Linked DNA regions of Homo sapiens: region 1 is linked to region 2. Evidence: chromatin loops called from intact Hi-C (ENCODE). Cell type or tissue: heart right ventricle. All regions are shown on one strand. Each heading gives the region's core, and the rest is flanking DNA. Links, peaks and the distances in the headings are about the cores only.

Region 1 (15,951 bases), core at 4,291-12,290, 130 kb before region 2:
CAAAGACACAATGTACCAGAATCTCTGGGACACATTTAAAGCAGTGTGTAGAGGGAAATTTATAGCACTAAATGCCCACAAGAGAAAGCAGGAAAGATCTAAAATCAACACCCTAACATCACAATTAAAAGAACTAGAGAAGCAAGAGCAAACAAATTCAAAAGCTAGCAGAAGGCAAGAAATAACTAAGAGCAGAACTGAAGGAGATAGAGACACAAAAACCCTTCAAAAAATCAATGAGTCCAGGAGCTGGTTTTTTGAAAAGATCAACAAAATAGACCACTAGCAAGACTGATAAAGAAGAAAAGAGAGAAGGATCAGATAGATGTAATAAAAAAGATAAAGGGGATATGACCACCGATCCCACAGTAATACAAACTAACATCAGAGAATACATAAACACCTGTAGGCAAATAAACTAGAAAATCTAGATGAAGTGGATAAATTCCTAGACATATACACCCTCCCAAGAGTAAACCAGGAAGAAGTTGAATCTCTGAATAGACCAATAACAGGCTCTGAAATTGAGGCAGTAATTAATAGCCTACCAACCAAAAAAAGTCCAGGACCAGATGGATTCACAGCCAACTTCTACCAAAGGTACAAAGAAGAGCTGGTACCATTCCTTCTGAAACTATTTCAATCAATAGAAAAAGAGGGAATCCTCCCTAACTCATTTTATGAGGCCAGCATCATCCTGATACCAAAGCCTGGCAGAGACACAACAAAAAAACAGAATTTTAGGCTAATATCCCTGATGAACATTGATGCAAAAATCCTCAATAAAATACTGGCAAACTGAATCCAGCAGCACATCAAAATCTTCTCCACCACGATCAAATTGGCTTCCTCACTGGGATGCAAGCCTGGTTCAACGTATGCAAATCAATAAACATAATCCATCACATAAACAGAGCCAACGACAAAAATCACATGATTATCTCAATAGATGCAGAAAAGGCCTTCGACAAAACTCAACAGCGCTTCATGCTAAAAACTCTCAACAAACTAGGTACTGATGGGACGTATCTCAAAATAATAAGAGCTATTTATGACAAACCCACAGCCAATACCATACTGAATGGCCAAAAACTGGAAGCATTCCCTTTGAAAACTGGCACAAAACAAGGATGCCCTCTCTCACCCTCATATTCAACTTAGTGTTGGAAGTTCTGGCTAGGGCAATCAGGCAAGAGAAAGAAATAAAGGGTATTCAATTAGGAAAAGAGGAAGTCAAATTGTCTCTGCAGATGACATGATTGTATATTTAGAAAACCCCATCATCTCAGCCTAAAATCTCCTTAAGCTGATAAGCAACTTCAGCAAAGTTTCAGGATACAAAATCAATGTGCAAAAATCACAAGCATTCCTATACACCAATAATAGAGAGCCAAATCATGAGTGAACGCCCATTCACAATTACTACAAAGAGAATAAAATACCTAGGAATCCAACCCACAAGGGATATGCAGGACCTCTTCAAGGAGAACTACAAACCACTGCTCAATGAAATAAAAGAGGACACAAAAAAATAGAAAAACATTCCATGCTCATGGATAGGAAGAATCAATATCGTGAAAATGGCCATACTGCCCAAGGTAATTTATAGATTCAGTGCTATCCCCATCAAGCTACCACTGACTTTCTTCACAGAATTAGAAAAAACTATTTTAAAGTTCATATGGAACCAAAACAGAGCCTGCATATCCAAGACAATCCTAAGCAAAAAGAACAAAGCTGGAGGCATCACACTACCTGACTTCAAACTATATAAGGCTACGGTAACCAAAACAGCATGGTACTGGTACCAAAACAGATACATAGACCTATAGAACAGAACAGAGGCCTCAGAAATAATACCACACATCTACAACCATCTGATTTTGATAAACCTGACAAAAACAAGAAAGGGGGAAAGGATTCCCTATTTTTTAAAATGGTGCTGGGAAAACTGGCTAGCCATACGTAGAAAGCTGAAACTGGATCCCTTCCTTCTACCATATACAAATATTAACTCAAGATGGATTAAAGACTTAAATGTAAGACCTAACACCATAAAAACCCTAGAAGGAAACCTAGGCAATGCCATTCAGGACATAGGCACGGGCAAGGACTTCATGACTAAAACACCAAAAGCAATTGCAACAAAAGCCAAAATAGACAAATGGGATCTAATTAAACTAAAGAGCTTCTGCACAGCAGATGAAACTATCATCAGAGTGAACAGGCAACCTACAGAATGGGAGAAAATTTTTGCAATCTATCCATCTGACAAAGGGCTAATATCCAGAATCTACAAAGAACTTAAACAAATTTACAAGAAAAAAACAAACAACCCATCAAACAGTGGGCAAAGGATATGAACAGACACTTTTCAAAAGAAGACATTTATGCAGCCAATAGACATGCAAAAATGCTCATCATCACTGGTCATCAGAGAAGTGCAAATCAAAACCAAAATGAGATACCATCTCACACCAGTTAGAATGGCAATCATTAAAAAGTCAGAAAACAACAGATGCTGGAGAAGATGTGGAGAAATAGGAACACTTTTACACTGTTGGTGGGAGTGTAAATTAGTTCAACCATTGTGGGTCTTAAGAAAGTGTGGCTATTTCTCAAGGATCTAGAACTAGAAATACCATTTGACCCAGTGATCCCATTACTGGGTATACACCCAAAGGATTATAAATCATGCTACAATAAAGACACATGCACACGTATGTTTATTGCGGCACTATTGACAATAGCAAAGACTTGGAACCAACCCACCAATGATAGACCGGATTAAGAAAATGTGGCACATATACATCATGGAATACTATGCAGCCATAAAAAAGGATAAGTTCATGTCTTTTGCAGGGACATGGATGAAGCTGGAAACCATCATTCCAAGAAAACTATCACAATGACAGAAAACCAAAACCAAACACCACATATTCTCACTCATAGGTGGGAGTTGAACAATGAGAACACATGGACACAGGGTGGGAAACATCACACACCAGGGCCTGTTGGGGATGGGGTGCTGGGGGAGGGATAGCATTAGGAGAAATACCTAAGGTAAATGACGAGTTAATGGGTGCAGCAAAACAACATGACACATGTATACCTATGTAACAAACCTGCACGCTGTGCACATGTACCCTAGAACTTAAAGTATAATAAAAACATTTTAAAAATCATCCATATAACCAAAAACCACTTATACCCCTAAAGCTATTGAAATCTGGAAAAAAAAAAAAAAAAAGATGTCCCTTAACCACACTATCCAGGGCCAGATACAGCCTATGTTCCACTGGAAGGTCAAGTGAGTATGAAAGTTTAGGTTGCTGTCACTTATGTCCCCTAAGCTGAGCTATTAACCATTAGAGGCCTCTGCCTGGCCTGCATCACCAAGCAGGAGTGGCTGGTGACAATGCCACCAAAACAATGCCACTAATTGCTAACCAATGGTGGAGTTTTTATTTTGGGTGGCCCCTACTCAGCTGAAGACTGCATGCCCATGTGACCTTACTTTGGGGTGTTTATTGGGTCACGGCTTCTTACAGTGGGACATGTGGCCCTTTGAAGTACAATCTTTGGGCAATCTCGAGGGCTTATGCATCACTGCGCTTCTAGTGGGCAGCTGCAGCAATGGAGCTGTGGACTCCTTTCTTTTAAGAGACTTTTGTATCAGAAGAGAAAATACAGGCCCTTTATTCCAAATGTAAAGGGACTCCTTTATATCTGAGATTTTTATCCAGATCATTCACATAATTTTTAAAAATTGTCCTCAGTTATTAGAAGCATCATTCTGGGTGGCCTGGGCAGGGGCTCTGAAGATTGAGCACCTGTTTGGGGATCTTTCCCTTAGTGCTGTTATTGAATTAGGAAGCCCACACAAAACTTTGTCTTGGTCACACTTTGGGTCTATGTCTGGCCAAAGGCAAAGGATGAATGAGCCATCTGGTCACTTCCAGAGGACACTTGCTGCTCCTTCCTTTCTGGAAGTCATAAAACATGCATGCAGATCCAGAAAGCTCTGATTCCTTTCCTTTTTTAGATTATCTTTCCCCTGGTTCTTTTTAAGAATCATACATTGTTTAAAAAAAAAAAGAATCATATATTGTTAACTACAAAAGTTTTGCATGCTCATTGTAAGAACTGAAAAATGCATAAAACCTTAAAGAATAAGTTACTATTCTTCCCCCATCCATTCCTATCTTTCTGAAGTAACCAGAAGCTGTGTATCTTTCCTCCCCTTCCTTTTGTCTTGTCTTTCTCTCTCTTCTTTTTTTTTTTACAGAGTCTTTTCTCTCTTGCCCAGGCTGGAGTGTAGTGTGCAATAACATGATTTCGGCTCACTGCAGCCTTGAATTCCTGGGCTCAGGTGATCCTCCCATGTCAGCTCCCCCAAGTAGTTGGGACTACTGGTGCATGTCATAACGTCTGGCTAATACTTGTTTAATTTTTTGTAGAAACAGGTATTACCACGTTACCCAGTTTAGTCTCAAACTCCTGGACTCAAGTGATTTTCCTGCCTTAGCTCCCCTAAAATTCTGGATTACAGGCATGAGCTTCCTCCCCTTTCTCAGTGCTTATGCAAACATACGAACGCATATGTAGAATTTTTGCATTGTCTTCACAAAAAGTAGGATTATATCAAACACATTACTCTGCAGCTTGATTTTTAACTTAATATATTAGAGTCCTAAGGTACAATAGATACAATACAATAGATACAGACCTAGCTCATGTTTTAATCAGCTACATAGTTGTCATACAAACGTGTACTATTCAGCTCTTCCCTATTAATTGACACTTAGATTGTTGCCAGGTTTGTTTGTTTACTGTGTTGGTGCTTTTCATTTGTGTGGTGTGGATTCCCAAAATTGAACTTGCAGAGTCAGAAGGACATGTTTACATTTTAATAGCTATCGCTAAATGGCAATCCCCAAAGGTTGTTGACATCTGCATTTCACACTGGCAGCATATGAGCATGCCCTTTTCCCCAAGCTCTCCCCAGCCTTGACAGCTGCTTGTTTAATTTGTGCATGTGCCAATCTGATGGGAAAGCAGTGATGTCTCGTAGCTTTCATTTGCTCTTCCCAAATGCTATTGATACAGGAGTTAAGAAGAAATCACTTACCCAGATAGTAAGGGTATGGAACTCCTTGGTAAGGCTTTTCTCATTAATAAAAAGCAGCCCCAAATTATTTTCTTACAAAGAACAGCCTGTAAATTCAAGCTGCAGCCACAGATAAGCAAGATGGGAGCTTGCACAGGTGAATACTGGCAGGAACTAGGGACTAGACATGTTCAAGACGACAGCTCCATATTCCCTTCACTTTGTCAGCCACGTGAACAGTAAAGAGCAGACAAGATGGCACCGGGCAACTGGTAAGCTCAGTTGCATAAGATTACTTATTATGCAATGCTATGTAAACATCATACCTGATTGAACCAATCTGTGAGCCTTATGTAAATCAGACACCACCTTCTCCAGCGTACTTATAAAATCTGCTGCGGTCCACTATCTCCCGCTTTTCAGACATCTCTCTCTCACAAGGAGCTTCTCTTCTCTCTCCTTTCTCCTATTAAACTCTCCACTCCTTAACCTACCCACATGTGTCCATGTCCTCGATTCTTTCTTGGTGTGAGACAACAAAACCCAGGGTATACACCCCAGAAAATGTAGCCATTTCAGTTGGGGGTTCTCATCTGGGATTGGGATCAGAACAGAAGGTAGAATCATTGGAGTGGTAAGTATGGAGTGAACCTCAAAATCTGTCCTTTCATTCTGAGGCTCTCAGCCTGCATTTTAAAATCAAATTAAATCAATAACATGTATACATCAGCCATTTAAAAATATGATTATCATGGCTACCCTTCTTAAAGACTCGGATGTCAGGCTTACTGGGGAGAATATGGAAAATCCCCCAATACTCACAGGTCATTGGGTTCATTGGCCATGCTTTGAACAAGCTTCCTTTCATGGAGAACCTAACTATCATGTGAGGCCAGAAGTCCTGGAGCAACTAAAAGTTTCCAACCAGGGCACACCCTGGTGTTATTCAAAGGTTTCTGGACTAACCCAGCTTCTGACAGCCCATCTGGGTGTTAGTAAAGGATCCGCAGCTATCTTGTTGCAGAATTTTCCTCCTTTTCCTATCTATAGTCGCTATGTCTCTATCCTCTCTGTGTGCTCAGTGTGTGGAAAGTTTTACAGTTCAGGGAAGTAATCATGTTTGACAAGATCAGGGAATGTCGTACTAACCAGGGATATAGCTCAAGGGAAGGCAACTCTGTGATTTTCTATGAACAGAGGGTCCCCCCACACACAGTGAGCATCTCTCTCTGCCCTTGGTCTGGAGAGCACATGGCATTTCCAGGTCTCTCTCTGCCCTTGGTCTGGAGAGCACATGGCATGTCAAAGTCACTCTGCCCTTGGTCTGGACAGTATATGGCCTTTCAAGGTCCACTGTGCCACCTAGTGGAATAGGGATCCTCTCCACGAGGCACTTTGTCCGTCCTTCACCGAAACAGCCTCACTTTCCAATTCTCTCCCCTTTTTATGCCTCTCTACTAGAAACCAGGCTTCATGCTACTTCTGTAAATGGGAAAAATCTGCTGTCAACAATTAGGAGTAAAATATCCTCCAAAACCGAATTTTAGTCTCGGTACTGTCCCATCAGCAGCAAAAATGGCCATTTGGTCCTTATGTTCTCTTAAGGCACCTATTCTATCTCCAATTAGTATGGCTTCCAGTCTCACTTATCTGCGGCCACCTCCAACCATGCCACCAGCTCTTCCACCTCCACCATCTCCAAAATTTCCCACTCCCCCACCTTCACTCTTACCCCTACAGGAAATGCCCAATGGAGGTGATGCCACTAGGGTTCAAGTTCCCTTCTCATTGCAGGACCTTAGACAGGTAAAGGGAGACTTAGGCCAATTTTCTAATGACCCTGATAGGTATATAGAAGCTTTCCAAAATTTAACTCAGGTACTTGACTTCTCACGGAGGGATGTTATGCTGCTGCTAAGGCAAACCCTAACTGTGGCTGAAAAACAGGTAACTCTGCAGGTGGCAGAGAATTTTGGAGATGAGCAATATGTCTCCTATAACAGGCAAAAATGAAAAAGAGAAAATAGGGAAAGTGAAGAAATAGGGAAAACACCATTGTCAATAGGAAGGAAAGCAATACTTCTTGACAAGTCTAATTGGAACCCCAGAATTTTCTGTGGTATTTGACCTTCTTTCACAGTTTAAAATGGCTTCTATCTTCTTTTATAATGTTCTTCCAACCTGGGAAAAGTCAATTTTCCAAACCTTAAAATGATTGGCTTAGAGTTGAGCTAAGGGGAAGAGAACCCAGAAGCCTGACATGCTAGCAGAGTAAAAATTTCTTACCAGTCAGACTTTTGGCTCCTCTCTCCCTGTGCAAACCAGTAAAAGGGATAATAAGGATCATTGTTTATATTCTCTGTAAAGTTTTAACTAATGAAAAAGGATTTGTGAGTTTGGTCTTAAGCTGTAGCCAATCTGGTGTGCTTTGTGTGTTTTTCTGTATGGTTCTGTCAAAAGAAAGGGTACTTTAGGTTAGGTTACAGACACAGGAAACCAAAAGCCTGCTGTTCAAGCAAGCCAAACAAAATAATCAGTAACAAACTTGGTTACAGGCCACCATCTTGTTTCATGTCCTTGGGAACATGACCTGTAACCACATGGCAGTACTTTGTTTTAGTCTCTGCCATTTTACAATGGTGGCTGTCTTCTTGTGCTAAGTCAATTCCTGGGTGAGGGCCACAAAATCAGATAAGCCAGTTTGTCAATCTGGGTAGTGCCAGCTGATCCATCTAGGGTAATGTTTATAAAATATCTTAAGCACTGATCTTGAGAGCAGTTAAGGAAGGGTCAAAAATCTTGTAGCTTCCAGCTGTATGACTCCTGAGCCATGGTTTCCAGTCTTGTGGCTAGTTTTTTGGTCTGGTCCCCAAACAAGAGGGAAGTATATCTTAGGAAAGGACTGTTATCATCTTTGTTTTGGACTACAAACAGTGAACCAGGCCCCTCCCAAAGTTGGTTCAGCCTACACCCAGGGATGGGCAAGGACAGCTTGGGGGCTGGAAACAAAATGAAGTTGGTTGGGTCAGATCTCTTCTACTGTCTCAGTAACAATTTTTTAAACACAGTTTCAAAAGCGCTTATCACCCCCTTAAAAATACTTTGTACACTCGCGGTTAAGTCATAACCTAATTAAGGCTTGTTGGCTTCAACTGTGAGGTTAATTTTTGTAAAGTTCAAAAACCAAAAATTTTAACTCCTTGGCATGGCTAAAGTTGAGTAACAAAAGAATTAAAAGAATTTTCTTAAAGAACACTCAGTTTAATTAAAAGTGGATATTCAAGTTATAGGTATATTTAAAAGACCTTTATATTTTTCTCTTCTTAAATTTTTCTGGGAAAAGGGTTTTTTTCTCCATCAACTGAATTATTTTTCTCCATTCTTTGTCTTGACACTTTTAACACATGCACAAGAGGCCCTAAGATAACTTCTGGTAACATGGGATTCCTTGGGAAAAACAGAGACCACAGACTCCATTTTGGGGGGGAAAACCCTCTGTTTTCCTCATAAAACCCCAGGAATTAAAAGCAGATAGTTCCCTCTCAAAATCAAAGGCTCTGTACTATTTTGCATTGTGTTATCTGACAGTTTTAAGTTTGAGGGGCATCAAATTACTGCACATTACAGAGACCTTTGGTGTCTAATAACCAGGTAAGGAAAACACTTTAAGGGATGGCTAATAGTAGTTATAAATCAGAGAAGCATGTTATTGGCCACCTGAAAGATATGGAAATATCCCCACCCCCCACTGAGAGATGAGGCTCCTGTGGGAAATGGGCTGATTACAAAATAAGCCAATTGTCTTTGGGTTGCCTTGCAATGAAATGCATAGTAGAGGCACTGCACACTGTCTTCTCCCATAGAATCTCCCTCCTTTTGGGGATCCAAGATCCAGAATAAAATGGCACCCTTAATTTTGAGGATCTGCCTTTGCCTTCAGCTGTGCTTGCTTATTTTGCCCTAGAAATGCATGCCTTCCTGGCACTGTTCCTCCAAGGGCTCCACCCTGAAGCAAGTAATCCAATTAAGAAATTGGCAAATACAAAAATCGTACAAGTGTTGAATCTTCTGTTTGTGGTCGCTATAAATGTGTTGTGTGTAATGTCTATAAAAAGAGCTCTAATTGATTGGCTTAAAGAAAAATAGGCACTTAAGTCAAATATTTTTTAGTTCATATGACTTTAATCTTTAAGAAACAAAAATAGTCTTAAGGGTTATTGGTAAAATGCAAGTGTCATCAAAATTCAAATAGGTGGTCTAAATCATACAACTTAGATACTAGGTTTGCTAAATGTTCCAAGGTTGTATTACTGGTTGCTTTACAGATAGGTAAGGCCTTGGACACGTAGAGTTAGATACTAGAAAGAGTCAAACCTTATCTGTACTTCTATCTGGGTCCTAGGTTCCACACCTGGTAAATAATTACAATCACTTACTAACCAGGTTTTTCACCAATGTAAAAATTGCTAAGAGTTAACAGCGCAACATGTATTTGAGATGACTAAACAGTTTTATCTGCAAAGTGTATAAAAACAGTAAAGTATGTCTTTTAGTAAAAGATTACAAGAAAGCATAGAAATGTAAATTTTGCCTAGGGATAAGGGATTATCTTAAATTTGATATGATAAAGGTAAAGGTTTAAGTAAGTTGTGGAAGATTGTAAAAATTAATCTTGCAAAAAATGTGTAAACATTAACTAAATTCAAAATGGTATCTTATAGTCTTTTCACAGATTGAACATTGAAATAAAAGCACAGCAAAGCTGTCTTAAGACAATCATCTTCCCTTTAGCAAAAGGGGTTATAAAAGGTTTCTATAGATTTCACCTCATGGTTACATTGGTTAAGATTAGATGGAATTGTCTATGAGGTTTCATTAGAAATTGGGGTTTAACATTAATAAACTAATGCAAGGGAAGATTTTGGCTTTGAACAGGATTTCCATGCAGTAGTAAAGGCTAATGAAAGGTTTTTGCTTTTTGAGTCATCATTTTGGCAAAATAAGTAATTTACGGTAATGTGGAATTCTATTTTGTAACATCAAGTGTTTTAAACCTCTAACACTTAACAGGCATTCCAAAATCAAACTTCAAGTTTCAAAATTGTCTTTCCTGATGCCTGGCATTCTGGATGGTTCAGAGGGCCCCTGAAACATTCAGAAAAGAGGTGTACAGGATTGTTTGACCTGTTTAGTCACATGAAATTGCCAAATGATGTCCAATTCTCTTTAAGTTATATTTTGGTGAATACTAATATATGTTCCAAAATTGTATGGGATTTCTAAAATTCTACCTTCTGAGTATATGCTATCAATCATAATTAATGGTAAAGTTATTGTAAACCATGGAGATAACTGAACTTCATCAGTCATGTTTTTAACTGTAACTACCCTGGAAATTTTGTCATTCACGGACAATTGTTGTCTTGCTTTGTTCCTTCTCAAAAGATGGTTTATAATCAAGCTATATTAAGGACTTTAACACATGTTCTCGAATGCAGGTTTTTAATAGCTTTGAAGATTGTAACATTGGAATAGAGAAAGAACATACAAGGCTCATGAAAAACTGAAATGTTTACAAATGTCAAGCAAAACAAGAGTTAACTAAATGGCCTGCCCTCAGAAAGTTAAAGCAATGTTTTTGACTTTTGCTTGGAATATTCCTGATCCTTGTTTTGTTTTTCAGAGTCAAGGAAGCTTGTTTTGAACTATTTGTGGCCTTTATTAATTGAGTAAGGTATGCTGCTGTGAACAAAATTTGGAAGATGTTTGTTTCTGTCTAGTTCCTCTAGAATGTGGAAACTATCTGTGAGTATTCTTAACATATGGCAATATAGTTGTTTAGATCAATGCAATACAAATCCATTTTTTTTTTGCAACAGGACACAATTGGAAAAACTGGCTATTTTATCAAGGCTTTGACTGGACAGGTATGCTTCCCTTTAAGGAGTCAATCTTGACCTGCAGAGCCAATAAAAGCCCCTTGGGGAAGACTGGCCTCATACCTTGTCTACACAGTCCATGTACAGGGTTTCTGACCTGTGGTCAGTAAAGAATGTCACTTTCTAACAGGTCCAGGAGCTCACAGGTATTTGAGGAGATGAACCCATGGCTGGGCTCAGCTCTAAGGGATCCTATTTAAGATTCCTTGTGGAATAGAGTTCCATCAAAGTCAATCCAAAAGGCCCATGTAGAGATAAGCATTGTTGCTGCACTTTATGCAAATGATCAGGCCAAATATAAGACTGAAGTTTATTCTACAAACAACACAGTCCTATAACCATTTGTGAAGTGAGAACTGGAGAGAAAAAGATTACGCTCCAAAGCTTACCAACATTTGTCATTAAATCCTAGTCTTACAGCCGGGCATGGTGGCGGGCGCCTGTAGTCCCAGGTACTCAGGAAGCTGAGGCAGGAGAATAGCGTGAACCCAGGAGGCAGAGCTTGCAGTGAGACAAGATCGCGCCACTGCACTCCAGCCTGGGTGACAGAGTGAGACCCTGTCTCAAAAAAAAAAAAAAAAAAAAAAAAAAAAAAAAAAAAAAAAAACAAGAAATGATCTTGTATGGTAAATACTTGTCTCAAAGAGAATGCTTGGTTGTTTAAAACATGGATGTTAAGGACAAGTCACTAGCTTCAAGCATGTTGTAGATGGATCATGGAAGTAATGAAAGGATTAAAAGGATGATAAATACTTGTCCTTAAATGAAGAGTTGGTTGTTTAAAAAGAAGGGTCTTTAGGACAAGTCAGAAAGTTTAAGCATGTCTTAGATGGTCTGTGGAAGTCATGAGGGGATTAATAATTGCAGGAAAGATTTAGCCAAAGTTAACACTGAAGTTACTGTAGCCACCCAAATTCAATGCCACTTATTCTAAAAAAGAACGTTACTTTTATATTAATGTTTCAGCAGCATCTGGTGGAAGGAAACCAGTATCACAACCCATTGGAATGACTGACAGCAATCAAACTCCAAATGGTGCTGCAGATCAAGCCACACATGGACACATCTTTCTTCCAAGGACCCTTAGATCAACCCAGGAGGAGTCCTAGCTGCTGTTACCCACATGATGGCCCCTTTCAGCAGGAAGTAGCCAGAAAGAGTCATCATCCAATTTCCCCAACAGCAATTAGGGTTAACACTCCAGAGCGGGGAGTGATACAGGAGGTAAGAAGAAATCACTAAGGCAGATAGAGCAGACAGTATGACACTGATCAACCAGAAAACCTATTTGCATAATAAGATCAGGGTGAGACAACCAGGCTTCCCTGCATGCTATGTGAATGTCATACCTGACTGAACCATTCTGTGAGCCCTATGTAAATCAGACACCACCTTCTCCAGCCTGCCTATAAAACCTGCTGTGGTTGGCCACCTCCCCCTTTTTGGATGTCTCTCTCTTGCAAGGAGCTGCTCTCCTCTCTCTTTTATTAAACTTTCCGCTCCTTAACCCACTCAGACATGTTCATATCCTGAATTCTTTCTCAGTGAGAGACAACAAACCCCAGGGTATATAACCCAAACAATGTAGCCATTTCACTATGAGGTTGAGCATCTTCTCATGAGTTTCTCTGTTGTTTCTCGTCTTCTGTGAATAGCCAGTTTATTTGGCCATTTTTGAATTGGGTTGTTTGACTTTACTTTTGTCAACCTGTCATTTCACTAATGATTTTTCCAAAGTACCAGTTGTCTAGACCAGTGTTCCTCAATCTCAGCACTACTGACATTTGGGGCCAAATAATTCCTTGTTGTGAGGCATCTGTCCTCACAAGCATGCTTAGAAGTATCCCTGGCCCCTACTCAGTTGTGACAACCAAACATGTTCCGGAGATTGCCATATGTCCCCTCAGGGGATGGTGGAAAATCACCATTGGTCTAGACTCTGCTGTTGGTGGCTTTTTCTTATTTGAATTTTTGTTCACTTTTAAATGTCAGCATTCTCTTTTCCTGTCTACCTTCTAGATTTCCTAGCTTGCTTAGGAATGTTTTTCTCTCTTCAAGACTATACAAATATTATTCTAAATGTTCTAACATTTTTATGTTTTTTAATGTTTGCATTTCTAGAATATCTAGAATTCACCTTTTTGTATGATGAGATAGGAAAAGTCTAGCTTTATTTTATTCCAGTTATTGAGCAAATCAGTCTTTTCCCACTGAATTGAAATGTCCACATTTGCACAGATGAAAACTCCTTTCTGAAAGCATGTGTAAGCTTCTGCCTGCTGGGCCCCCCACAGGAAACCGAGAAGCCTTGATCTTTGTTGCTGGTGCCCTGGCTCTTACAGGAGATTAAGGTAGGGGAAACATACACTTTTTGTTTGTTTCTCTTTATCAATTTTGGCCCAGAGATCTTTGAGAAAGTATTAAATATATCTTCCGCTCCCCAACCCAAGTCTGGCTATTGTGACTGTTGTATTATTCCAGAAAGGGAACAGGGAGGAAGAAAGAATCAGAGACATGTGGTTAAAGTCATCTTCTTTCTGGAATCTCTTCGTCTGGCTTGTTTTTTGTTGTTTTGTTTTTTAGTGAAAAGAGGGTGACTTTCTTCATCTGAGAACATTTTATAAATTTCTTTCAAAGTTCTAATACCCTTCTACCTACCTACCATTGATACCTTCTATAAGAAAGGTCAACTATACACATAGTAGGCCCTCAAATACTTACTGAATGAATGAAGTAAGATTAACTTAATGTGATTCAGGTGTTCTGGTTTAAGCCTCTCTGATGTGAAGAAACTGCCTGTAAAATGCAGATACTGCTGGTGGCAGTAATAAGTTCACTTGTTGCATGGAAAGTATTTCTACCAACAAGTTGTCATCCTTAGGTCATGCTAGGCCCAGGTAATTAGGGAAATCTCTAATATTGCCTTTTGGCCTACCTGGTCTGGGGATCAGGGCTGGGGACCCTGAGTAGAGAGCACTTGGGTTAATTAGAAGGACACTATAGCAACAGCAATGTGACTGTCCTTTTGGAAGCAGCAAGGCATCTATTAAGCTTTGCCAGTCCTGATTGATGCATACATTCACTAAACCACTTCTCTCCCTGACCCTGCTGGAAACCATGGTACTGCTTAACTATTTGGGTACGGGGGGGAGAGGCAATCTTATTTTCACATGAGGAGAAATGATTTAGTCTTGCAGTTTCATAGCTGGAAGGGACTGTAGTCTCCACGGGCCCTCCTCTAACTTAGGGGGTAGCAGGTTCCATTCCTAAAAAGAAGGGAGGAATGGACTTGGGAACAACTGAAGGTCGTCGATTTGAGAGATCTGTGTCTTTGGAGCAGTCTGGTATCTTGTATTCCACTGTGACTTTTTGGTTTTGTTTTTAGGCTGTAATGATGAGCAATCATGGAACCATAGGAAACTTCTTCCTGGCTGGCCAAAATCTATCATGGTTGCCAGTGAGCAGGCCTTGCATCCACTTTGGAAGGTATGTGTAAGCTTGTCTGTTACTTTGATTTAGACGTCTAATCCCCAAAATAATGTGAAGTTGCTAAATCAAGAATGTTATTTAATTAGTAGTTTCCTTAACTTTCAAGTAGTTTACCTAAATGTGTGCATTCAACTCCAGTTTAGTTCAGTAATTATATAATAGGTGCCCAGTGTGGACAAGGCTGTGTTGTAGGTTCCACAACATAGATAGGAAATAGCCCTGTCTTCTGTAAGCACACAACCCAGAATGAGAATTAGACACATATTTAACTAATTACAGTAATTACATCGCTGGACAATATGTCTAATAGGAGGTGCGTGGGCCAGGGATGGGTGAAAAGGAACCAAGGGCTTGCTGGGTGGAGGGAGTACGTATTGCAAGATAGGCAGGATCTTACTGAAGTGGGGTTATTTGAGCAGGATGTGGAGATGAAATCAGTGTTTGCCAGGTAGATTAAGTGAGAGGGCATTCAGGGCAGAGAGAACAGCATATGCCAAAGAACGGAGGTGTGGAACAGCATGAGGCAGGCTGAGAGGGCTAGAAACATTTTTTGTTGTGTGTTTAACTTATTGATTATGCAAAGTTATTCTGTCCAAGAATGACTCAAAAACCCCATGGCAGTGGAGGCAGCTGCCCGCACTGTATCTATGATGTGGGTGGTGGTGGGGGTGCCCTAGGGAGGAGGAGGATGTGAGGACCCATGCCAAGTTTGAGCCAGGACTGCTTTATAACTTACTATGTAAAAATATGTATGCATTTCCCACATAGGAGTGTAAGGAATATTTAGAGAATTGTGTGAGAACCAGGCCTTTGTTGAATAATTTATTGAATGTCCTCAGTTTCTCACATTGGGGTAACACTTGATAGAGAGAAGTCTTGCCTCAGGAGGAGAAAAGTACCTTATTCCAAGGCAAGAAATAAGTGCAATCATTAACTCTGCTGAATCAAACAACCTAAAAGAAATAGCCTTGCCTTGGTTATCTTGGAGACTGGGGGAAATCTTTTTTCCTGGTGTTAACTCTCTGAATGATGTTTTGGTTTTCTTCCTTTGTAACCTCAACTTAGAGAGATTGACACGGCAAAAAGATGTTTGTAATGGGCCTCCTACCTTCATTTCTTTTTTGGCAGAGGAGTCTAGCGATGCATTTCTATTCCTAGGCTGTGAGGCTCCCCAGTCTTTTGTCTGAGCCACTCTTTGGCCTTAAAGTTGTATTTTCTGTATCCAGAAAAGAGGAAATCTGCTACCTGTGTGACCTTGTATAACTGCGACAGCTGTAAGGATTTTCAGAAGTCCTGAACATGCTTTAACCTCCCAATGTTTATATACATTATGATTTATTAATTTCTGTACTATGACTTTTTTTCATTATTACATTAATTGCTTTACGAACAAAACATATTATGGTGTTATTA
Region 2 (8,000 bases), core at 1-8,000:
CCAAGGCAGCCCAAGTGAGCCTGGCAGCAGAGCCGAGGGCAGCCCCACCAAAGCCACGGAGCCAGCCCTGCTGGCATCCAGAGGCCAGGGTGGGCCTGCCCTCCCATGGCCCCGAGCTCTGCCCCCACCCTTTAGGATTGCACCCTGCCTTGTTAAGGGATCAGCTGCTGCTCCTCTCAGGTCTTTTTGGGAGTCCTGAATCTGAAGTGAGCCTGGGAGAAAGGGAGTCAGACAGGAGAGGGGTGGGTGCTGAGCCAAGTGAGGGTCTCAAGACCAAGGGGACCCCAGAGCATGGGTACCCAGGGCCTACACTTGGGAGGCCTGTGGCTGGGCCAGGAGGATGAACCAGTGTGGAGTTGAGAGCCATGGAGTGGCAGAGAATGGGTGCCAGGAGCTGAGGTGTTCAAGCTGGAACAGAGCCCTCCGTGCAGGCAGGGCCGAGCCTGTCTCCCTCAGCATCTCAGATGCTCACAGAACCACGGGGGCAGCAGGGTTCAGTGTTAAAGGCCAGGCTAGAGGAATGGAAACAGCTGCCCCAGCCCTGGAAGCTGTGGGAGTGGTGGTTGCCCTGCAAGAGAAGGCTCAGAGCATAGGCAGGCCTTCTGCTGGGAGGCAGGACCCAGCAGTTGAGCAGGTACCAGCCCCCCACCTCTCAGTTCCTGAGGCTGGCCGTCAGCACCATGTGCCCTGTGCTGTCCCCGCAGACTGGCTCCAGGGACAGACAGGAGCTCACTGAGTCATTAACCCTCAATCCAATTCTCCAATCTGTCAAGGTAGCATTGAGGTTTGCGGGAGGAAGAGGGAAGCACTAACCAGATTGGACTGTAAGTGACCCTGGTCATCCAGCTCTGTCCCCAGACACCTCCCCATTTCCTGAGGCTAGTAGCAGTGGGAGGATGACCAGGCCTGAGGGGTGGTTCGGGCTGTCTGGTGCTTTCCTTGGGGCAAGGGTAGTGGGCCAGGCAAAGGGGCCTAGGCAAGCCAGGTAACCCCTCTGAGCACCACTTTCCACATCTAGAATGGAAATGTTTTGAGCCTCGTGAGCCCAGGAGCCTCTCACAGTCACTTCTCGGAGGTGAACAGAACTGGAGGGCATCACGGCAGCCCCCACACAAGAGGAAGTCCAGACTGACGAGGCCACAGGGTGACAAGAGCGAGCCACGTTCTGGGGCCCTCCCACCAGGAGGCCCACCCCACCCATGGTGCTCCAGCCAGGAACAGGTCACCAGAGGTCCTCCCCTCTCCCCTGCCCACTGCCCTGTCTCTCAGGGCACAGCAAGGCAGGTCCTTAAAGAGACAGAGGGAGAGCAGGGTACCCTCGCTACCAGAGACCCTCTCCCACCACCTGAGCAGATGGGCAGTAGACAGTGTTTGGCCAACCAGGCTGTGTGCCCCTGTGGGCACCTGCCCCAGCTCAAGGGTCAGCAGCTTCACCTGCCACTGGTCTGCTGTGGTGTGAGACTCTGAGGGTGAGGGTGTCCACCCTGGTTGTCATAGAAACAGCAGTGCGTCTGCAGAGAGTTCATGCCAAGCTCAGCAGAGGGAGGAAGCAGCTGGCCTGGGAGGCAGCTGTTGTCATTGACTCCTGAGAGCTCAGTGTTGGGAAGGACCCAAGGGCCCACCACACTCTGAGGCTGGCGAGCACACGGGGCAACTCAGGCCTCCCTGCCCACCATCTTTCTTTGGGCAGCTGCACCATGTTGTCTGTCCTCTTGTCCACTTGGGGTCAGCGACGATTCCATCTAGGTGCTGGGTGAACCAAGCACAGGGGTGCTGCCTCAGAGCCACTTCGAATGAGGGGGTAGGATAGCACTGGGATTCCAGCAGGCGATCATCATTTGCTGGGGGGCCTGCGCGCCTTCCCTGTGAGCGTGAGCAGGAATGACTCATGCCTCCTCCACCTGCTCTCACACTGAGCCTCTGCCGGGGAGTGGCCTCACTGTCTGCCTGGTTTTTGTCTGTCTGCCCCTTTGTCTCCCAGTCCCATTACCTGTCATGCATCCTAAGCTCCTGAGGACAGAGAAGGTGGAGAGTAGCAGAGCCAGAGAGGCTCTCCTGTGACGTGGCTGGCTCTGTACCGAGCAGGGGGTGCGGCCACAAATCTCCAAGCCCAGGCCAGGGGAGAGAGGCAAGCGCACTGGACTCGGTTCCGCCTAGTGGCAAAGAGGCCCAGAAAAGTCTCAAGTGCTTGGGACAGGGCCCCATCTGCATGTGATGTGTTGGGGCCTCTGGAAACGGAGATGCCAAGGCAGTCTTCTCTGAGGTCAGTGGTGATGCCAGAGAGGTGAGGCTCAGGCCATTGCCAGCTGCACCAGAGACACCAAAGCACTCCAGGGTCCCCCAAGGTCACTTTAGTAGAACCCAGTGACCATCTTGGACAAACAGCTTATTTTACTGAGGCAGGAGCTGCGGCCCAGAGCAGAAGTGACATGCCCAGGGTCTCACTGCAGTTTGGTGGGAGAATTAGGTTTCAGAACACAAGACAGCCAGTACCTCCCAGGCCCCTTCCTCAGGGAGCCAGCAGGGTCGTGGGCAAGCGGCCAGGCTCCACAGGGCAAGCCCCTTTGGACTTAACCCTGTTTGTGACAGCCCTGGTCCCTGACAGTCCTCAGATCCCGGTGGCAGTGGGCAGTGGGCTGTCTGAAACCAAGGTGCTCCTTATTTCCAAACCAGAGGTGTCTGATCACAGAGTGTGTCACTAGGAGCATGTTCTGAGAAGCCAGGGAGCCTGGTGCCCAGGTTCCCATCCTTAGACCAGTCCTCTGTCCCTTGCAGCCTTAGTCTCATCCACAGCAAGACTGGAGCCTTGGGGGTAACCAGGAAAGGACAGGCACTGCCCCTGGCATTCATGCAGGGACCAGGAGGGCCAGAACACAGGCACCCTCAGCCTCCTGTCTTCACCCCGCAGCCCAAAGGAGGGCTGCCTGACCTCCGGGCCTCACTTCTCTCCCAGCACCAAGAAAGAGGTTCCCAGCTGCATTTCTGGTTTCTGAGGGGCCCTTCTGCTTCCCCAGCTGCCACAGCCCCAGGCCCTGCCTGGGGGTCTCTGGAGGAAGCAGAAGAGGCATCCTTCGGCCCCGCCCCAAGCACACCAGGCTCTAGGGCCCAGTGCTCACCAGGCCGTTTGCTCTTTGCCTCCCAAGACCGTGGGAGGTCCAGGGACCTGGTCAGTGGCAATGCCTTCCACCAGGTACATGGTTGAAGAGGTGCGGGGAGCATGCCAGGGTGCAGCCAGGAGGCCAGATGACCACAACCAGGGGTATGACAGCCCTGGACACAGCAGGTCTGTGGCCACGGCAGGAGGGCGAGATGGACACTTAGCAGGAGGCTGGGCTGAGCTCCTGGTGGAGTCAGGGTGGGACTGTGGCAGGGAGACCCCCTTCTCCAGCAAGGACAGGGCCACTTCCTGAGAAATGGAGCATCGGACAAACACCAGCGGGGTGGGAATGGCAAGTGCTCAAGGTAAGCACGATGCAGCTGCGACCTGTAGACTGGCTGCAATGGGGAGCCTGGCCAGGAGAAGCCAGAGACGGACACCAAGGTCAGATCCTGAAGCACAGAAGACCCTCAGTGGGGATAGGGACCTGGCTGCAGGGAGCAAGGTGGCCAGTGTGGACCCATCAGGAAGGCAGGGGCCTGGTCTGGGGACCCCACAGCTCCAGCTGGGCAGAGCTACCCCATGCTGTGCTGTGCCATGGAATACCAGCCAAGAGACCAGGAGCAGGGAGCGTTCTGATAGGAACATCCAGCTTTCAGGTCTGACGTGGCCCATTTTACCAGAAGAAGGGGACCTGCTCTGAGCATAGCAGCCCCCTCTGCCTGGAACCTCACAGGGCTCACCTCCAGGCTAGCACCCTGCCCCTGCGGCTGACCCTGGCCAGGAAGACACATGTTAGACAGCTGGCTGGACTTGGTGCCTGCTGTGGCTGCAACTCCCCTGGGAAGACAGCTGAGTGTTCTGACGTTGGCTAAACTGCATCTTTACAACAGCTGGGGCCCCAGCGCCACCTGGCCCTGTGCCCAGGCAAGGCCCTGCTGGTCCCAGCATCCTTCTCTCCCACAGATCTTACCCCGGCTCCCACCCCAGCACTCTGGCCAGCACCGCCTCCCTGTTTCATAGTCCCATCAACCCCTCACACACTGGCTCCCAGCTGCTGCCACCACCTTGAGCTGTCTCGGATAGCCTCCTGCCCATACCCCTTTGGCCTGAGGGTAGATGTAGGCCAAGAGCTTGCACCTACAAGCTTCCCCAAAAGGGAAGTGAACTCAGGAATTCCTGATGAGGATTCCAGGACTGGCTGGGGAAGCACGGGGTTGCAAGCGAATAAGCTATTTCCTTTGCGACTGATACCATCCTTGGAGTGGATTTCCTCTGGTGCCTTCCCTGTTCCACAGCTGCAGAGGCATCTAGCACAGGGGGCCAACACCACAGGCCCCTCCACTCGGTACACCTGCCAGGACCTCGGCGCATCATCAGATGGTGGGGCCCACTCGCCCTCTCCCCACTAGAGAAGTCTGGGAATGCCTGTGTCCCAGACCCCCTCGGCAGCACTCAGGATGGCCCAGGCAGGTTGCAGAGGCTCCTGCCCACCAGGCCTGTCACACAGAGCTCTGGGAAATGGAGATGGGCAGTCAGTGCCAGCCAAGGGCAGGCACCCGCTACCGATGGAGGCATGTTGGTCACTGTGTCAGCAGTGCCCCATGTCCCTCCAGCCACACCCTGCCCAGCAGACAGGCAGCCCCACCAAGGTGTCCCCAAGCTTCCACCACAAAGGGAGGCCCAGAGGGGTGAGAGGCTTGGCCGGTACTTTGTGAAAGGTGACAGCATGAAGCTCATCTCTGTATGAAACCTCTGCCTCGGCCCCTCAGTCAGGGTGCTGCCCTCAGAGCCTGGTACTCGGTGGCCCTGGTCAGGCCTGGTGGCTCAGCTGCAGGCTGGGTGGCCGCAGGGCTGGCCTGTCCATGGTGAATGGAGCGCATTCATGTCTACAACCCCGCCCCACAGCTCTGCTCTCGGCGTGAAAAAGCTGAATTCACGGTTCGGATGAACACTCCCAGCTTTTCTACAGTGGGCTGACTTGAGCTTCTCAGTCTGTAACAGAACTGAGGACTTGCTCTACAGATGAGGAAACTGAGGCCCAGGGTGGGACAGACCGGCCCCGGCCCCACCCTTCCCAGCAATGCGGCTGCATCCCCATGCCTCTGTGCCTCTGCCAGCCCCTCCTGCAATGCCTTCCCTTCCCCTCAGCCCCCAGAGGTCCAGTCAAAACGTCCTGCTCTTGTATTACCCCTCGCCCCCTGCATTCCTGTGGTGTGTCACCTGTCAGAGTTGTAGCTGGCCAGCACTATCTGCAGCAGTGCCAGCTGCTCACAGTCACTTGTGCCTGGGTGTGGGGACTAAGCTGTCCATGTGTATCCCACATCAGCCCTCAGCCCCCTCACGAGGGAAGTATGCTTACATATTCTGTGTGTGTGTGGTTATTTTTTTGGAGGGGGGACAGGTTCAGAACAGCTGGCAGAGCAGGAGGTTGGGCCTGCATTGGCCACTCCGCAGCTGCCACACCGGCTCCAGCATTCCCTCCTGCCTGTCCTCACCCACCTTGTTGAGAGCAAGGCTGTCTGCTTGCCTCCATCCCTCACACAAGAGCACCTGGAGAGCCTCTGCCCAGGGAGGTGAGGAAAGGGAGAGGGCAGTGGGGACTGCCATGAAGGCATCTCAGAAGCTGGCAGGGCTGGGGGTTCCAGGTCATCTGTGTCCCAGGGATGATGCTGGTTCCAGGAAGAGCTGAAACCTTAATGTCACGTGCATTTTATGTGAGGTTTGAGGCCCCTAGTTGGGCCAGCTGGCCTTGCTCTGTGCTGTGGCCACAGCAAACTGCATGGGGTCCTGTGGAGTAAGGGACCTAGTGGAGAGTGAGTGGACAGGGAGACCAGATGGGTCAGTACAGAGCCTTCCCCAGCCATGTGGCCATATCACACTGGCATCACCCACCTATTCCCCAATACAACACAGTCCGGGGGCCCCTCACCTGGCTGAGGTATGTGACAAGGCTCTGAGCTGATGGTGTACGTTCAGCCTGAGTAGGTGTTTGCATGTGGTTGCCCCCAAACCAGTGTGATTTGGGGCTGCATGGATCCAGAGTAGGGAGGTGACGGTCCCACCATCTCTGGGGTGTGTGCAAGGGTCAGGGTTTGGGAAGGGGTTGGACAAGACCAGTGTCCCTGAGGACTGCCTACCTGCTGGGAGCTGACATGGGAATCTGGGAGTGCGTCTGGCCTCCTGGAGGGGGTCTCGGGTTGCCCAGAGGGGAGCGAGGAGGAGGCCCAGAACATACCCCTTCCTAGAACAGGAAGGTGGGGTGACCCTGCAGGGTGGCCTCCCACACCTCAGTGATGCCTCGGTGACCCCTAAGGCAGAAGATGCGTGAAGCAGGCATGAGGCCCTGAGCACTGCTGGCCACCCCTGCAAATGGAGGGGCCCCACCTGAAGTTGGGGGCCGGGGCTCATGTTTGAGCCATTTTGACTGGGTCTTTTTCAGTTTATTTTCTAAACCTCAGTTTATTTGAAGCACAGTACATGATTGCTCACTTCAGGAAATTCTGTTCAAGTTTTCCTAGCAGAGTTACTCATTCCTTCATCTGTGCAAGGGGAGGGTGGTGGTCATAATCACCACCCTGATCCCCCTACCCCCTGGGCCCTGTGTGAAGATGACAAGGCAGTGCGGTTGGCTGAGGGCCTGGGCCAGGCCAAGCACACCAGGAAGGTGCCGCGCATGTGCCAGATGGGCCCTGAGGCCGCTGGGGTCCCACAGCAAACAACAAAACAGTCAAACAGGTGCCAGCCTCTGTCATGTGCTCACCACGTGCCCAGGACCACGTCTGTGTGTGCGTTTGCCTGGGTAAGCCTTGCTTCGTGAAGCTGCCATGACCTCCGTCTCCTCACTGAGGGGCACAGGGCAACAGGCTGCCAGGTGAGGGGCTGAGGGGCCTTCTGGGGGCCACTGGCCTACTCGAGGCACAGTGAGTTGTGGGAACGAGGAGTAACTTGGAGGTGGAGCTGCGGGTGCAGAGGGAAAAAGACACCTGGGTCATGAAGGGCTGGCCTGTCCGCCTGAGGGGCCCAGAAGTGCAGTGAGGGGATGACGTGGCTACGCGCCTGTGACAGGGCACCTGAGGACATTTGCAGTGCAGGAGGGAGAGCGCTTCAGAGCAGGCCAGTGTCCCTCCCACCCGGCCCAGTCCCTGGTCCCTGGGTAGTCACTGAGCTACCTCATGCAGGACCATGGTCTTAGCAGGACACCTGTGGTGGCCTGTGAGGCAGGGACAGGAAGGATGCCCCACTCTGGGCTCCTCAGGGAGCTGCAACTACAGTGCAGGATGGGCTGTGATACTCAGCACTGTGGATGTCTGTCAAGGCAGGGTGTAATGGACTGGAGGTCAGAACGTGTGAGGCCCTGGATGAGCCTCTCACCTCCCCACCCCCAGCCCAGGCGCTTGTCCCACACAGCTGCCTTGGATGTCATTAGCTGGAAAGCCGTGAGTGCCTGATGGGGAAGGAGTGGGGTGTGGGGAGGTGTTTAGGCTGTGACAAAGGGATGCTAACTCCAAAAACAGGCCCCCAGTCCAGAGGCCTCTTAAAATGCAAATATGCCGCACCTGGGAGGGGGACAGGCCCCTGGCTGAGATGAGGAAGCCTGGAGGATGCCTCTGTTCCCTCTCCCACCGCAGGCCCATGAGCTCTCAGACCAGCAGGAGGCTGATGCTGGAATATGCGCGCACCTGCTGGGGGATCTGTGCGCCTCAGCTCCAAAGTACAGGAGCTAGACTCCAGTGTCCATGTCAGGTCCCATCCAGCTGGGATGCAGGAAACCAAAGGCAGCCCTCCCATGACCCAGCACTGAGGGCCAGACCTGTTACCAGGAACGTTGGTAACTGGAAGAGCCTGGTACTTGGGGCTGTTCTGTGCCCCACAAACAGAGGGACCGGCTGTAAGGAGACTG

The links. Peaks named below come from ENCODE experiments on the same cell type or tissue, not always from the same donor. Only the 100,000 strongest peaks of a DNase experiment are listed, where the experiment ranks them.
Region 1: a loop joins it to region 2, with 3 times the contacts of the local background. A loop is called at or near these places in 25 of 110 quality-filtered maps.

What each region holds. Positions count from the first base shown.
Region 1 is chr22:22,969,978-22,985,928 of GRCh38, forward strand. No RefSeq gene overlaps it. Among named protein-coding and RNA genes, the nearest start is that of IGLL5, 90 kb to the left of the region's middle. In heart right ventricle, for the core only: no CTCF peak of the experiment used is centred there; no DNase peak of the experiment used is centred there.
Region 2 is chr22:23,109,230-23,117,229 of GRCh38, forward strand. The region is part of intron 4 of RSPH14 (radial spoke head 14 homolog); the gene reads right to left. The region is part of intron 2 of GNAZ (G protein subunit alpha z); the gene reads left to right. Among named protein-coding and RNA genes, the nearest start is that of RSPH14, 29 kb to the right of the region's middle. RefSeq lists enhancers at 3,555-4,458, 7,297-8,000. In heart right ventricle, for the core only: no CTCF peak of the experiment used is centred there; no DNase peak of the experiment used is centred there; H3K27me3 peaks cover 533 bases.